Linked DNA regions of Homo sapiens: region 1 is linked to region 2. A link is a loop called in an ENCODE intact Hi-C map of the cell type or tissue named here. Cell type or tissue: adrenal gland. All regions are shown on one strand. Each heading gives the region's core, and the rest is flanking DNA. Links, peaks and the distances in the headings are about the cores only.

Region 1 (7,731 bases), core at 1,859-6,858, 180 kb after region 2:
AAGAGCATCTTAGGATGTACAAAATATGGAAATAGCGACAATCTCATGAGAACTGCTTGTAGTCATGTAGATACCATGACGACTTTAATGAATTTGCATTCTAGTACTTTTGGCAAAAAGTACTAAACCCCTGATAAGACTTAATGTCGATCAAACCTCACAGCAATCCAGAAAGTATATGCAAATTTGGAAGTTTAGCCAGGTAAATAAAATTTCCCTAGATCACCCAGCTATGTAAATTTCAGAGCAAGGATTTAGATCTAGACAATAGGACCTTCCATCTTGCCATTTCTATGATTCTATGGGCAGTAAAAATCATGTGTGCATATCACGGTAGACTGACCTTTGATTTCATCTACTTTCAAAAACATGAAGCATCCCTGAAGTAGGATCTCAAAGGGCTATTTAAAATAGCTCAATCATATAGGGTTTTGAGTAATGAATTGATAAGAATTTATAATTAACACATCCATTATATGCAAATGGACACTTCCTAAAGGGGCTCGTGATATGATTTCTGCCTTCACAACTGTGGAAACTGGAGTGGTTACCTGTAGCTACCCTCCCCACAGTAGAGTGAGATAGTTAAATCACCATTTCCTGACCAAAACCTAGCCTGTGCGCTGCAATGACTTGCCGAGTGGCAGTGTTCATGTTCATGGCAAAATATGGACCTAGATCAGCTCCAACCTTGGTCTTCTGAGCCTCGAGAATGTTCTTTTTCAACTTCTTTCTATTGCACCAATAACTTGCTTTTCTCACAAAGTTTGGTTTTTGTGGAGTTTTCTGGATTTTTTTTTATAGCATGGATAGTGAATGGGTAGAGACAAATATGTTTTTGCTAAAAACCACAAAAGCTGTTTTACTCTCTTAATGGTAGACAACATGGCAATGAATGACACTTCTCAGATCATGGGAGCCCCCAACACCAGGGAGGCCCTCCCAGACCAGCCCAGAGAAAGAGAATGGAAGCCACCAAGCTGCCACTAGAGGATAGCAATGCTGAACTCACTCCTGTGGCTTTGTGGTGAGGGTGATTCTGTTTGCATGAACAGTTAAATATGGAATCTGGGAGGAGCTTTATATTTACGTTCAGTGCTCTGGGAACAAAATCCAAAAGAAGAGTGAGGGTGTGACTAAGGGCTTTCATGGTCAAAATAAACACCAGCAAGCAGGAATTACCAAATAGTTGAACATTGCCAGCCTCAAACCCTACTCATGTAGACACCATGGTGACCTGAATAAATTTGCATTCCAGCAGCCAATGTAGAGATTGCTTTAAGAGAATGCAGTGGGCGTCTTTAAAAAATCTCAAATTATGAATTCACTTGGTTGGCAAATGTATATTGAGTACCGATGTGTGAAAAGGGAAGAGAGGATATAGCGGCAGGCAAATCAAATTCCAAGTTCAACAAGCCTATTATACATTCTTCAATTGTATTTGAAGAGGGCTGACTGAGGAATGGCAGCAGAGCCAAAGCTCTTCTTCACCTCCCCGCTGGTTCTGTTACAGCTGTAAAGGTGCCTCCCACTACGGCCTGACCAAAGATAGGAAGAGGCGCTCACAAGATGGCTGTCCAGACGGCTGTGCGAGCCTCACAGCCACGGCTCCCTCCCCAGAGGTTTCTGCAGCTGCCACCATCTCCTTAATGACAGACGAGCCTGGCCTAGACAACCCTGCCTACGTGTCCTCGGCAGAGGACGGGCAGCCAGCAATCAGCCCAGTGGACTCTGGCCGGAGCAACCGAACTAGGGGTGAGTCAAATGGGTGGTTGTCCGGGAATGGGCTCCTTGGCTTGCGATTGCCCTCTGTGGAATACTTACTGTGGAAAGTTCTGTAAATGTTTTTTAAGGGGAAATCGTTCTGGTAGTTTTGGCAGGAACCCAATGTCCAATTCGCCAAAGTGAAATGAAACCGCAAGTACCTCCAATCATTAAAACTGTGTGTAATCTGACTTGGTGAAAGGGGCTGAAACTAGACCTAATGATTCATCACTCCTGCAGTGTCAGTAATTTTTCAGCCATGCTGCTCAAGAAAAGTGGTATTGTATTCAGTTCAGCCCAGAAACAAAAAAGAAAAGCAGGATTTTAAGCACGTCGTACATATTTCACTGTAGAAAACTTAAAAAATACAGGTAAGCAAATTCTACAATCCTACCACCCAGAGGTAGTCACTGTTAATGTCTTATTGTGTATATCTTATCAGATATGTACATAAATGATTATTTCTATTAAATCATAACTACTGTTCCTCCTGTCGCTATTCCTCAGCACGGCCCTTTGAGAGATCCACTATTAGAAGCAGATCATTTAAAAAAATAAATCGAGCTTTGAGTGTTCTTCGAAGGACAAAGAGCGGGAGTGCAGTTGCCAACCATGCCGACCAGGGCAGGGAAAATTCTGAAAACACCACTGCCCCTGAAGGTAAATGAACTCCCCATAAGGCTGGATGGACATGGGCTGGGCTTCCAGGGGGACTTCAGGGATGACGCAATCTGATCACCTTCCACCTTCTGTGACCCCTCTCTTCCCAAGGGTATACAATATTTTTTACTTTGATTAGCCTACTTCTCACGTATGTAGCTAAAGGCAGAAAGTATTATCATCTTTTTACATAGATTGAAGAAAAAAGTGTTGAAACCCTCACCTTCAGGCGCTAGTACCATTATGCATATGAGGAAGAATAATTATAATTAATGAGTGAAAAACATTTAAAACAATGACTGGCACATATAATAAATGCAATATATATATTCGCTCTCCTTACTCTTTCAACTACATTTGAGGTGTGGTGCTGAGTGTTTTACATGCATTTCCTCATTTAAGCCTCACAACAACCCTATGAGGTAGCTACTATTATTCCTCTTTTTTTTTTTTTTTTTTTAGACAGAGTTTTGCTTGTCGCCCAGGCTGGAGTGCAACGGCGGCATGATCTCGGCTCACTGCAACCTCTGCCTCCTGGGTTCAAGCAATTCTCCTGTCTCAGCCTCCCAAGTAGGTGGGATTACAGGCACCCACAACCACAACCAGCTATTTTTTGTATTTTTTAGTAGAGACGGGGTTTCTCCATGTTGGTCATGCTAGTCTCGAACTCCTGAACTCAGGTGATCCACCCACCTCGGCCTCTCAAAGTGCTGGGATTACAGGCATGAGCCACCGCACCTGGCGCCACTCCTATTCCTGTTTTACAGATGAGGAAACTGTGGCACAGAGAGGTTACTTAGGTTGCTCAAATTACCTTGCTAAACTTTGAATCCAGGTAACATGGCTGTAGAATTCATGCAAAGGAAGCTATTGAGTCTTAGATCCCATATGTTTTCCCCAATATAAGTGGAGCTGAGGAAATACTGTCCTACTGTCTTTGCATTTTATGTTAGAACTTTAGAGTAGTAGTAACAGCTTTTTTAAAAAATTGAGCTCTTTCTGCATGCACATAGTGTTTTAAGTCATTTAGATGTGACAATAATGTTAAGGGGATAGGACTATCATTCCCATTTTACAGATGAGAAAACGGAGACCCAGAGGGATTAGGTAACTAGCCCAGTCACCCAGCTAAAAAATGGCAGAACCAAGATTTTAAATCAGGTCCTCTGGTTCCAGAGCCTACTCTCTTAGCTCCTGGGTTATACTGCCCTCTACTCTTGGGAGTTGGGAGGCAGAACCCAAACCACTGTATGTATTATGCCCTCAAAATTCATGAGCAGCCTTATCAGACCTTTTCTTGTATACTTATTCATGATTGCCTCTCACCCTGCACGTACATGCTGCATGCTCTAACAGCTCTCAGCTTATTACAGTCCTATAAATGCTGTATATCTTTCTTTCACCTCCCTTCCATTATCCAGCCTGCGCTCCCACTCTCCTTTCAGCTGGCATTCACGTTCCTTCTTCCAGATTTAGTGTAAGACTTTGCCTCCTCCTGGAAACCTCACTCCCTCAGCCCCCTTTTTAGGTGTTTTTGAAGCACCTGTATCAGCGATGATCATGTTTCATGTAACTGTACCTCAAAGTGCAGGGATTATTTTTCTGAATCTTTGTTCTTAAGGCCTAGCACAGTGTCTGGCACATAAGTGTCCACTAAATGTCTGTGCAATGGCTAAATGAAAAGATTAGAACTTCCTTTCCACCAGTCTCTTCCTCTTATTAAAGACTCTTCAATTCCACTCCATGTAAAGTTCTCTACTACTTGGGCCAGACGTGGTGGCTTACTCCTGTAATCCCAGCACTTTGGGAGGCTGAGGCAGCCATATCACCTGAGGGTGGGAGTTTGAGACCAGCCTGGCCAACACAGTGAAACCCCATCTCTACTAAAAATACAAAAATTAGCCAGGGCATGGTGGCGGGCACCTGTAATCCCAGCTACTTGGGAGGCTGAGGCGGGAGAATTGCTTGAACCTGGGAGGCAGAGGCTGCAGTGAGCTGAGATTGTGTCACTGCACTCCAGCCTGGGTGACTCCATCTCAAAAAAAAAAAAAGTTATCTTGAAAAAGATTTATTTGCATATTTATTACAAAAACATTTATAAAACAGATTATTATATGTAAGGCACCGGCCTAGGTGCTGTCATTTTATATAAAGAATATAAAATGTAGTTCTTGGCATCAAGGGGTTTATTCAAGACTAAAATATAATAAAATAAAAGCATACCTCATTTTTATTTTTACAAATTGAAAGCTTGTGGTCACCCTGTAGCCAACAAGTCTGTTTGCTCCATTTTTCCAAAAGCGTGTGCTCACTTCATGTCTCTGTGTCACATTTTGGTAATTCTTGCAGCATCTCAAACTTTTTCATTATTATATCTGTTATGGTGACATGTGATCAGTTATCTTTGGCGTTACTATTGTAATTGTTTTAGCGTGCCACGAGCCATGCCCTTATAGGTCAGTAAATTTAATAATTGTGTGTTCTGACTACTTCACTGGCCATTTCCCCATGTCTCTCTTCTTGGGCCTCCGTATTCCCTGATACATAACAGTATTGAAATTAAGCCAATTAGTAACCCTACAATAGCCTTTGAGTATTCAAGTGAAAGGAAGAGCCACATGTCTCTCACTTTAAATCAAAAACTAGAAATGAACCTTGGTAAGGAAGGCATATTGAAAGCTAAGGTAGGCTGAAAGCTAGGCCTCTCGTGCCAAACAGCCAAGTTATTAATGCAAAGGAAAAGTTCTTGAAGGGAATTAAAAGTGCTACTTCCAGTGAACACATGATTTACAAAGCGAAACAGCCTTATTGCTGATATGGAGAAAGTTTGAGTAACCTGGATAGAAAAACAAAACAGCCACAACATTCCCTTAAACCAAAGCCTAATCCAGAGGAAGGTCCTAACTTTCTTTGATTCTGTGAAGGCTGAGAGAGGTGAAGAAGCTAAAGGAGAAAAGTTGGAAGCTAGCAGAGATTGGTTCATGAGGTTTAAGGAAAGAAGCCATCTCCATAACATAAAAGTGCAAGGCAAAGCAGCAAATGCAGATTGTAGCGAAGCAGCAGATGCTGATTGTAACGAAGCAGCAAATGCTGATTGTAGAAGCTGCAGCAGGTTTTCCAGAAGATCTTGCTAAAATCATTGAAGGTGGCTCCACTAAGCAGATTTTCTTTTTTTTTTGAGACGGAGTCTCGCTCGCTCTGTAGCCCAGGTTGGAGTGCAGTGGCATGATCTCAGCTCACTGCAACCTCTGCCTCCTGGGTTCAAGTGATTCTCTTGTCTCAGCCTCCCAAGTAGCTGGGATTACAGGCGTGCACCACTATGCCTGGCTAATTTTTTGTATTTTTAGTAGAGACAGGGTTTCGCCATGTTGGCCAGGCTGATCTTGAACTCCTGACCGCAGGTCATCCGCCTGCCTCGGCCTCCCAAAGTGCTAGGATTACAGGTGTGAGCCACCGCACTCAGCCAACAGATTTTCAATGTAGATGATACAGCCTTATATTGGGAGAAGATGCCATCTAGGACTTTCTTAACTAGAGAGAAGTCAATGCCTGGCTTCAAAACTTCAAAGGACAGGCTGGCTCTCTTGTTCGGGGCTAATACAGCTGGTGATTTTAAGGTGGGGTCCAGTGCTCATTTATCATTTCAAAAATCCTAGGACCCTTAAGAATTATGCTAAATCTACTCTGCCTGTGCTTTCTCCATGGAACAACAAAGACTGGATGGCAGCACATCTTTTTACAGCATAGTTTACTCAATATTTTAAGCCCACTGTTGAGGCCTATTACTCAGAAAGAAAAGTTCCTTTCAAAATATTGCTACTCATTGATAATGCATCCTAGTTACCCAAGTACTTCGATGGAGACGCAAGAGTAATGATGTTTTCATGCCTGATAACACAATATCCATTCTGCAGCCCGTGGATCAAAGAGTAATTTCTACTTTTAAGTCTCATTATTTAAGAAATAAATTTCGAAAGGCTATAGCTGCCATACATAGTGATTCCTCTGATGGATCTGGGCAAGGAAAATTGAAAACCTTCTGGAAAGGATTCACCCTTCTACATGCCATTAAGAACATTAGTGATTCATGGGAGGAGGTCAAAATATCAACATTAACAGGAGTTTGGAGGAAGTTGATTTTAATTCTCAAGGATGACTTTGAGGGGTTCAAGACTTCAGTGGAGAAAAGTAACTATAGATGTGGTGGAAATAGCAAGAGAACTAGAATTAGAAGTGGAGCTTAAAGATATGACCAAATTCCGGGAGGCTGAGGCAGGAGAATGATGTGAACCTGGGAGGCGGAGCTTGCAGTGAGCCGAGATCGCACCACTGCACTCCAGCCTGGGCAACAGAGCAAGATTCCATCTAAAAAAAAAAAAAAAGATATGACCAAATTGTTGCAATCTCATAATAAAACTTGAATGAGTGTAGAGGCATTTCTTACGGATGAGCAAATAAAGTGGTTTCTTGAGATGGAAACTACTTCTGCTGAAGATGCTGTGAACATTGTTGAAACGACAACAAAGGATTGAGAATATTACATAAACATAGTTGATAAAACAGCAAGGTTAGTAGAGGATTGACTCTAATTTTGAAAGAAGTTCTACTGAAGTTTAAATGCTATCAAACAGCATTGCATTCTACAGAGAATCTGCATAAAAATCTTTCACGAGAGTCAGTTCATGTGGCAAACTTCATTGTTGTCTTATTTTAAGAAATTGCCAAGCCACTCCCAACCTTCAGCAACCACCACTGTGATCAGTCAGCAGCCATCAACATCAAGGCAAGACTCTCTACCAGCAAAAAGATTACAACAAGCTGAAGCCTCAGATGATCGTTAAACAGCATGTTTTAGCAATAAAGTATTTTTAAATTGAGATATGTACATTTTAAAAAACATGCTATTGTACACTTGATAGACTAGAGTACAGTGTAAACATAACTCTTATAACCACAGAGAAACCAAAAGACTCACTTTCTTATAGCAGTCTGGAACCAAACCCACAATATCTCAGAGGTATGCCTGTACTATGAAGAATGAAGTATAAATTAATGACCATAGCAGCCATAGGGGACAGTGTAATCCATGTGACTTGGATGGATGTTGGGATGCTGACTGTGTGTTGGAAAATGCATTCAAGTAGCTTAGCTCAATGCCAGCATATAGTAAACTCTCAGTTAATAATTATTATTATATCCTTTAGTCCTTGAGTGAGGACATAATATTGAACAAATCATTTTCTTTCCAGACCAATACAGAAGATGAGGTGAAGGTCAGATCATAGTGTGTCCTGATTATTATTTAGG
Region 2 (7,731 bases), core at 1,375-6,374:
TTTTATATGTGTCTCATTCATTTTCTAAAATGCTAACACAGTAATACATATATTATTATATAAATAAGTATGGATATGTTTGGAGAGACATGCTCAAAAAGTATTTACTGATAGAGATGCTTGATTAGAAACATTTGAAAACCACTAGCCATGTGTGAGATAGTAGAAGATGAAGAAGATGATGAAGATAAGTCTCCCAAAATTGACATCAATAAAGATGTATACAAGAAATTAGATTAGCTCTGTAGAGCACAGTCTCTGAATTATTCCATCCTGGGTTAACATTTTTAAGTAATGAGCCTTCCAGAAATGGGACTAAATAAAGGTATCAGGAAGAAACTTATAATGATTTTGCTGTCAAAAAATAGAACAGGCTGCCATGTGACAAGTAGGCACATTCAGCAGAGGCAAGATGCCTGTTGGTGAGACAGGCTGTGGAGGAAGTCCTCACCAGGGCCGCACTGATTTCAGAGGGAAGATTGGACCACAAGACCCTCAAGTGCCTTGTAACTCTAAGCATCTATGAGTGTATGAAGAATAAGCTGGGAATTTGGAATTATAATAATCTCTTTATGTAAGGAATTGGATTGAGGAAGGGTGAATCATAGCCTTGCATCTACAAACAGAGGGGTGATGGTCTGCCCAGATTACAGCCAAGGGAGAGCTGCAGAATGTGTCAGCATTTCCAGCTTGCTTCGTGGGAGAGGGTGCCTGAGTAGCAGATGTGAACATTTTGGTTTCTGTGGTTGGTATTTTCCTATAGTGGAGAAGAGTGACTCATGAGGTCCACACAGCCAGATGAAAATCACCCTAGAGAGGCAGCTCAGAATAGTGGAAAGTTACTCCATGGACTGTTGTCTTCAGTGCTTGCAGGTAAAGAAACTGAAGCTCAGAGAGACTAAGCAAGTAGGCTGGAGCCACCCAGCTGAGAAGTGGTGGAGCTGGGATTCAAAGCCAGGGCTATCTAGCTTCAAATTCCATGTTTACTCTGCTACATGGTAAATTTAAGAAATCCTTTAGGAAAAACTCAGAGGGGTGTAGATGATCAAAGAAGTGAGACTATATTTCTTTTCTTTTCTTTTTTTACTTTAAGTTCTTCAAGTTCTGGGATACATGTGCAGAATGTGCATGTTTGCTACATAGGTATACATGTGCCATGGTGGTTTGCTGCACCTATCAACTCATGATCTAGGTCTTCAGCCCCGCATGCATTAGGTACTTGTACTAATGTTCTCCCTCCCTTGCCCCCCAACCCCTGACAGGCCCTGGTGTGTGATGTTCCCCTCCCTGTGTCCAAGTGTTCTCATTGTTCAACTCCCACTTATGAGTGAGAACATGCGGTGTTTGGTTTTCTGTTCCTGTGTTAGTTTGCTGAGAATGATGGCTTCTAGCTTCATCCATGCTCCTGCAAAGGACATGAACTCATCATAAGAATGTATTTCTAAGGATACAGATTGGCTACTGTAACAAAGACAGCCAAGAAATACCAAAACCAGAGAATTAAACAAGATAGAAATATTTTTTCCTCATACTTAATGGTCTGAGCACAGGGAGTCCAGGGCTTATATGACAGGTCCATTTTGTTGGGGCCCAGGTTCCATCTAACTCTCGGCTCTGCTGTCTCATGTTGTTGCCTTTATCTGCATGGCTAAAGACTGTATAGCTCCCCAACACACCACCTTGGTCTGTATTTCATCTAGTGGAAAGAGGGAGAAGGAGAGGGAAGACGTACTTCCTTCTCTTAGGTGTGACGCAGTTGTTGTACACCTTGCTTCTGGTCACAGCTCCTTGGACACTGAGTTATGATGGAAGCTGGGAAACGCCTTCATTCCAAGGAGCTATATGACTAGCAAAACTCAAAGATTCTATTTCTAAAAGGTGAAAGGGAAAATAGATATTGACAGGCAATCAGCAGCCTCTGGCACATTAAATTATATCTATTAGAAGAACAAGAAAAAAGAAAAATAAAGGGACTTTTAGACTATTCTAAAGGAAAGGGAAGGAGGGCTCTCCAGGTCTAGGAAACAGCTTGGGAAAAGGCAGAAGAAACAGGCTCCTTTTAGAGAAGTGTTTGCAGCCAAGTTTGGTTTAAGAGTTTAGGAGTGCAAGGAAACTCTAAGAAACAAGACTAGAAATTTTTGTCACAGACATTCAATACAAAGTGAGGAATTTGTACTAACCTCAGTCAGCAAGAGAAAGTGATTGCAGGTTTGTAAGCAGAAAATATTATGATGAGGGTTGTACTTTACAGAGATTGTCCTAGCAGTTGTATGCACAGTGGGCTGGAGTAAGGCAAGATAGAAAGCTGGGTGGGATTGTGGAAAAACACTGGAGCGGGGTCAGGAGGTCTGGCTGCAAAAACCCAGTGCTTCCCTAATGACTACTGCATAGTGGTTAAGAGTCAGGCTCCAGAGCTGCAGTCCCTGCATTCACATCTCATCTCACCACTTAGCAGCCATTCCTGAAAACAGGAAGATCTTCAGAGAGTGCTCAGCATCTTGGGCACATAGCAAGTTCTGCCTTGACTGTTACCTTGAATAAGCCTTCTCTCCAGGCTAACTGCTTTCTGAGTTCAGTGTAAAAACTCGATGAGTTGATTTCTAAAGACACCTTCAGCTCTAAAATTTTCTGATCCCCTGAATCTGAGTATGATACAAATGTTTAACACTGCCTAAAGAGACCTGAAAATCACATTTTAGAATATTTTTCTTTCCAGTAGACAACATATTAATTTTGTTAAACTCACCTTGGCTCTCCCAGAGCAAATTATAATGATTTGTTGGTTAGAGAAAAGAATTATATGCAAATCACATTTTACTTAATGCCAAAAAAAAAGCTAGTAGCCCAGGGCATTTGAAGCCACACTGCTGCTTAGGGTACCTGCTTCTCTCTCCTGTCTTAGAAGAGGAATGGGGACTCCAGGCAACTTGCTAATCTTCTTAATCAAATTGGGAGTAGGTTTTTTACCGTGGTCTTTTGGCGAAGCCACTAAAGAGATCCCGAGGTCCAAGTATGCCTCCTAGATATAACTTCTACTTCTTGGGGGCATTTCTGGGGACTCTTGGCTCCCAAGTTCCAGAGAAGATGGTTGTGCAGAGAGGCTATTCTCTTATAGCTCAAAGGGTTGGATACACAGGACAAGATCAGCCAGTCTGATATTGCTTAGTCCATATCATGGATTATGTGCCTCCTGAATTCATATGTTGAAATCCTACCCCCAATACCCCAGAATGTGACCTCAGTTAGAGAAAGAACCTTTATAGGGTTAATCAGGTTACAATGAAACCATTAAGGTAGACCTTAATTACAATGTGACTGATGTCTTTATAAAAAAAGAAAATTTGGAAACAAACACACACACACAGGAAGAACATCATGTGAAGATGAAGGCAGAGATCAAAGTAATGTTTCTGTAAGCCAACGAATGCCAAAAATTGCCAGCAAAGCACCAGAGGCTAGAGGAGAGTCATGGAACAGATTCTCTCTTTGACATCCCTCAGAAGGAAGTGACCCTGCCAACACCTTGATCTTGGGCTTGTAGCCTCAAGAACTGTGAGACAATACACTTCTGTTATGTAAGCCACCAGCTTGTTACAGTAGTCCTAGCAATCGAATGCAGCCCAGCTCAACAGAAGACGAAATGACCAGCACCTTAAGTGCCTGGCACATATTAAGTGTTTGAGAAATATTTGCTGGATGAAGGAATGAATGAATGAACGTATGGTTTTGCATGAATGAATGACTTCTCCCGTCACCTCCTCTCTTGAGGCACACTCCCTCTGTGGCAAGCTGTGCTGATGGCACCCTTGCTGGAGAAGAGGGAGGGAAGAAAGGTCACGAGAGCAGATAGAAGCAGCTGCCAGCAATAACCCACAATTCCTAGAAACTCTCCCCAGACCATGGGTACCTGGGGCCTTGGCCCGGCCTGCTACAATAAGGGAAATTCACATAAAGGGTTAAAAACCTACCAGTGACTGTTATTTATTCTTTGTGCGAAGGACATATTCAAGTCTATAAATTTGCTTAGTTTTTAAAAATCAGCAAAATATTTTAAAATGTGTTTGGATGAATTGGGGCCCAAAGGTAACCTCTGGTGTGTATTTTCAGAGCAGTTTTCCACTTCAGCTTGAAAGACATTTGAGTTTCTGGGAAAATATATTCCATATGTTTCTGGGCCATTTATCCTGGAAACCTTGGGAAGACTTGCTTTGTCAGCACCTAGGGAGGGAGAAGAAATGCAGGAGACTCACAACCCATTCCCTTTCTGAGTAAGTACATTTCCTTTTGCTAGCTTCACCCTCAAAATCCTTCCATTCAATCCTAACCTCAGTTTCCCCATCTGCTGGAAGAACTCATCATGGATCTTTGTGATCGTTTCTGTTTAAGGGCACAGCCCCATCTCTTAACTCTCAGACGTGCTTTGAATGAGCTCACACTGAGGCTAGAGGGACCCAGTCCCCGGCCGGGCTCTCATTTCCTAAACAGCAGAGCTTCCTTCTCACACCCCACTTCCCTGATGTATCTCTTTATGAAAGGCAGTAAAATAATTTCTTTTAGTGTTTGGGGTATAAATAAAATAAAGTAAAACACAAGCATGTAAAGAATTGGTTGAGATAAGGACCAGCTTCATGTTATTAGGAACAAAATGTCCCATGCAGATCAGAATAAGAGAGTTTCATAATAAATACTTGCATGTCTCCTGTTCAGAGAAATGTGAAGCTCTATTCCAGGAAAGCTTCAGAATATATGAACCACATGGGACTGAGCCCCTTCCATTCAGTGTCTCTTAATGACCAGCCTCTTTACTTGGGATTTGTTTGATTCAGCTTGTTTATTGCTTTATGTATGTAGGTAACTTCATAAACTCCCAAAAAGCCCATAATTGATTTCAAACAGCAAAAAGAAAGTTACATGATAATTTTGCCCTTGGCTTGAAAACATTTTATTGGTAGACGATATAAGAGGGAGGGAAAGAAACAGCTTAGGTTAGAGACGGAAAACCTATCAATCTTGGGACAAGTTAAAGAGCTTCAAGAAATAAATTGTAGAGCTGGCTGACTCAGCCATAGTAGCAATGCTATAAATCACTTGCAGACAAGGGGCATCACAGTGCCCCTTCATGAGGTGCAGTCTTAGGTCTTCTGAGTCTTAGCTCCTACATCACTCAACCTGAACCACAAATTCCCCACCTGAGAAGTTAAATCACAGTAAACTTCTGTTCTGATTCACAGAGGGGAAGAGTAATTTGAGTTAATAAAAGTTCTGAAATGCATTTTTTTAACCTCACATGCCTTGTATTGAATTAATTCCCATTCCTCGTTTCACGATGCATTATTTTAATTTGTCTTTGGGAAGTCTATTCCATTCTTTCCCTTCCTTCCACTTTTCTTTCTTCCTTATGTGTTTCCTCCTATCTCCCTTCCACACTCACATTGTCCTTCCCTACCACCATCCATCCTAACATGTTTAATATATATTTTTGCATGTATGTGTGTTTGCAAAATGAATAATTTTTGTGCATATGCATTTTAACTTTTACATATTGTATTATGTTATATATTTCATGATATACAACCTCAACACTTACCCACCACTGTCCCAATTATGGAGACAGATTGCCTTCAGCAACCCAGTCCACAAATAATACCACCATGAACATTTATTCATTGATTCCACAAATATTTAGGAGAGCACCTGCTATGTTCCAGGTGTGGTTCTAGATACTTAAAATGCATCATAAAACAAAACAGATAATAATTCCTCTACTTTTGGAGTTGACAGTTTAGCAGAGGGAGATAGAAAATAAGCAAAAATGACTAAAATAAGTAAATTACATAATATGTTAGAAGATGATAAATGTGATGCAGAAAAAGAACAAGTAGATCAGAATAAGCAAGACTGGAGGTGTGGGGAGTGGGTGGGCAGCAATTTAAATAGCATTGCCAGGGGAGTCTTTTCAGAATAGATGTGAAGGGGGTGAGAGGAGAGCAATGGTGCAGGTACCTGGGGAGAGGGAGTTCCAGGGAGGGGAACTGCCATTGCAAACACTTAAGGCTAGAATGTGCCTGATGTGTGCAAGGCACAGCAAGCAGCCACGTGACTGGGACACAGGGAGTGAGGGAGAGGGCTGTGCCTTACACCCTCTATCCTCCTTAAAGGACTTCGGTTTTTATTTTAGGTGGGGTATCCTTGGAAGGTTTTGGAGAAAAAAAAAACATGTCATGATCTGATTTATGTTTTAAAAGCATCACTCTGGCCACTGTGTTGAGAAAAGACTGCATTCAAAGCATGAAGAAAAGCAGGGACTCTGGTTGGAAAGATTTTGTAATAAAGCAAGTGAGAGATGATGCTGGGTGAGATCAGGATGCGGGTGGTAAAAATGGTGAGAAGTGGGCAGATTTTGGACAAATTTTATATTTAAAACAGCTAAGGTTTCTCAAAGTTCTGGCTCTACCTAGAGTATAGAAAACCGCAAGAGTACATTGCTCTCCTACTAACAGTGAGAAAAATCTGGATAATCTATAAAATCATAACTTTTCTTAAGCCCCTCAGAGAGCTGAGGTCTCAAGACAACCAAAGAAATTGAATGCCAAAAATCGACAAGACTCTCCTAGGAGAAATGAGATACACAGACTGTTTCATTTTTTTGGCAATGCATAGGGAGAAAAGGTGGCTGCCATAGAAGTGAGTAAGAAGAAAGCCAAAATGTTAACAAATTCCTAAAGACTTAGTGTGGGCTTGTATATGAGGAGCTGTAGACACAAGGGAAGCTCTCTCTCTCTCAAGCTCTTCATGGGCCTCTAACAGGGGCTCATGGAGACTGAAGGCAGGGTAGGAGACCAGAGACAGTACCTCTCAGTGGCCCAGGTTTGTAGGAAGGGATCAAGTGCCATTGGAGAAGAGGTAGCAAGCACTATATATTTCCCCTAACCTTTCTGTCATGCAAAGCTAAAGTCTTATACCACTGGGGAAAATGCAGCAAAAACTTCTCCGAAGAGCTCCTGGGGAGGGGTATAAGGAAAACCCATCTGCCTCTGGGTAAGGGGTATATAAATGCCTCCTTCCTGGCCCTGGCAACCAGGCAAAGATCTACTGCTTCTAGGGGAGGAATAGAAACAAAAACAATCTGCCCCTAGAGAAGGAGCAAGAAAACCTCTTGGCCCCAGGATCTTGTACCAAAACAAGGCAGAGTTCTGCTGCTTCTGGGGAGGGTATAGGAAAAATCTCTCCTACCTAAGGGTACACACCAATAGGAGACAGAGTTTGGGGCCATGGGCAGTAAAGGGAGAGGAAGAAGCCAAGGTGCACTGTTTCTACCTAAGACTGAGGCTGGACTAGAAAAATTGAGAAGGTCCCATCCCCACCCAATCAAGAACCTAGCACCAGGTGAAAAGTGACAGTAGTCTACTGCAAGAAGAGGATCAAGAACAGGGAAAGCAAATCCCTCCATGGAACCACCATGCAAGAACAGTTGAAATCTGAGAGTGGAGCAAAAGCAGAAAAACTTACTCTAGTACCCAAGGCCTCCCACTGAGCAAGAACTAAAGACAGCATCCCACCAGAGGAATCCGAAGTCTGTGGTACACTACAAGTAATGATAGCAGTAACAAAACCCAGACCTATCTCAACTCCCCCACACTAACAGCTTGACAGAAGAAGAGGCATGGCCATTTCTGGGCATGAATACCATTCACTTCAGCCCCTACCATTCTTCAAACACAATGCTTGGCA

What was found. A loop is a pair of places that touch in the nucleus more often than their neighbours do. Peaks named below come from ENCODE experiments on the same cell type or tissue, not always from the same donor. Only the 100,000 strongest peaks of a DNase experiment are listed, where the experiment ranks them.
Region 1: it touches region 2 in a loop (2.7-fold over the local background); 2 of 110 quality-filtered maps call a loop at or near these places.

The regions. Positions count from the first base shown.
Region 1 is chr4:53,502,010-53,509,740 of GRCh38, reverse strand. LNX1 (ligand of numb-protein X 1) reads left to right here. Exons shown (of 11, transcript NM_001126328.3): 3 at 1,514-1,755; 4 at 2,272-2,424. The region is part of intron 3 of LNX1-AS1 (LNX1 antisense RNA 1); the gene reads right to left. Among named protein-coding and RNA genes, the nearest start is that of LNX1-AS1, 5.8 kb to the right of the region's middle. In adrenal gland, for the core only: no CTCF peak of the experiment used is centred there; no DNase peak of the experiment used is centred there.
Region 2 is chr4:53,681,371-53,689,101 of GRCh38, reverse strand. No RefSeq gene overlaps it. Among named protein-coding and RNA genes, the nearest start is that of LNX1-AS2, 92 kb to the right of the region's middle. RefSeq lists enhancers at 624-833, 864-913. In adrenal gland, for the core only: no CTCF peak of the experiment used is centred there; no DNase peak of the experiment used is centred there; H3K27ac peaks cover 885 bases.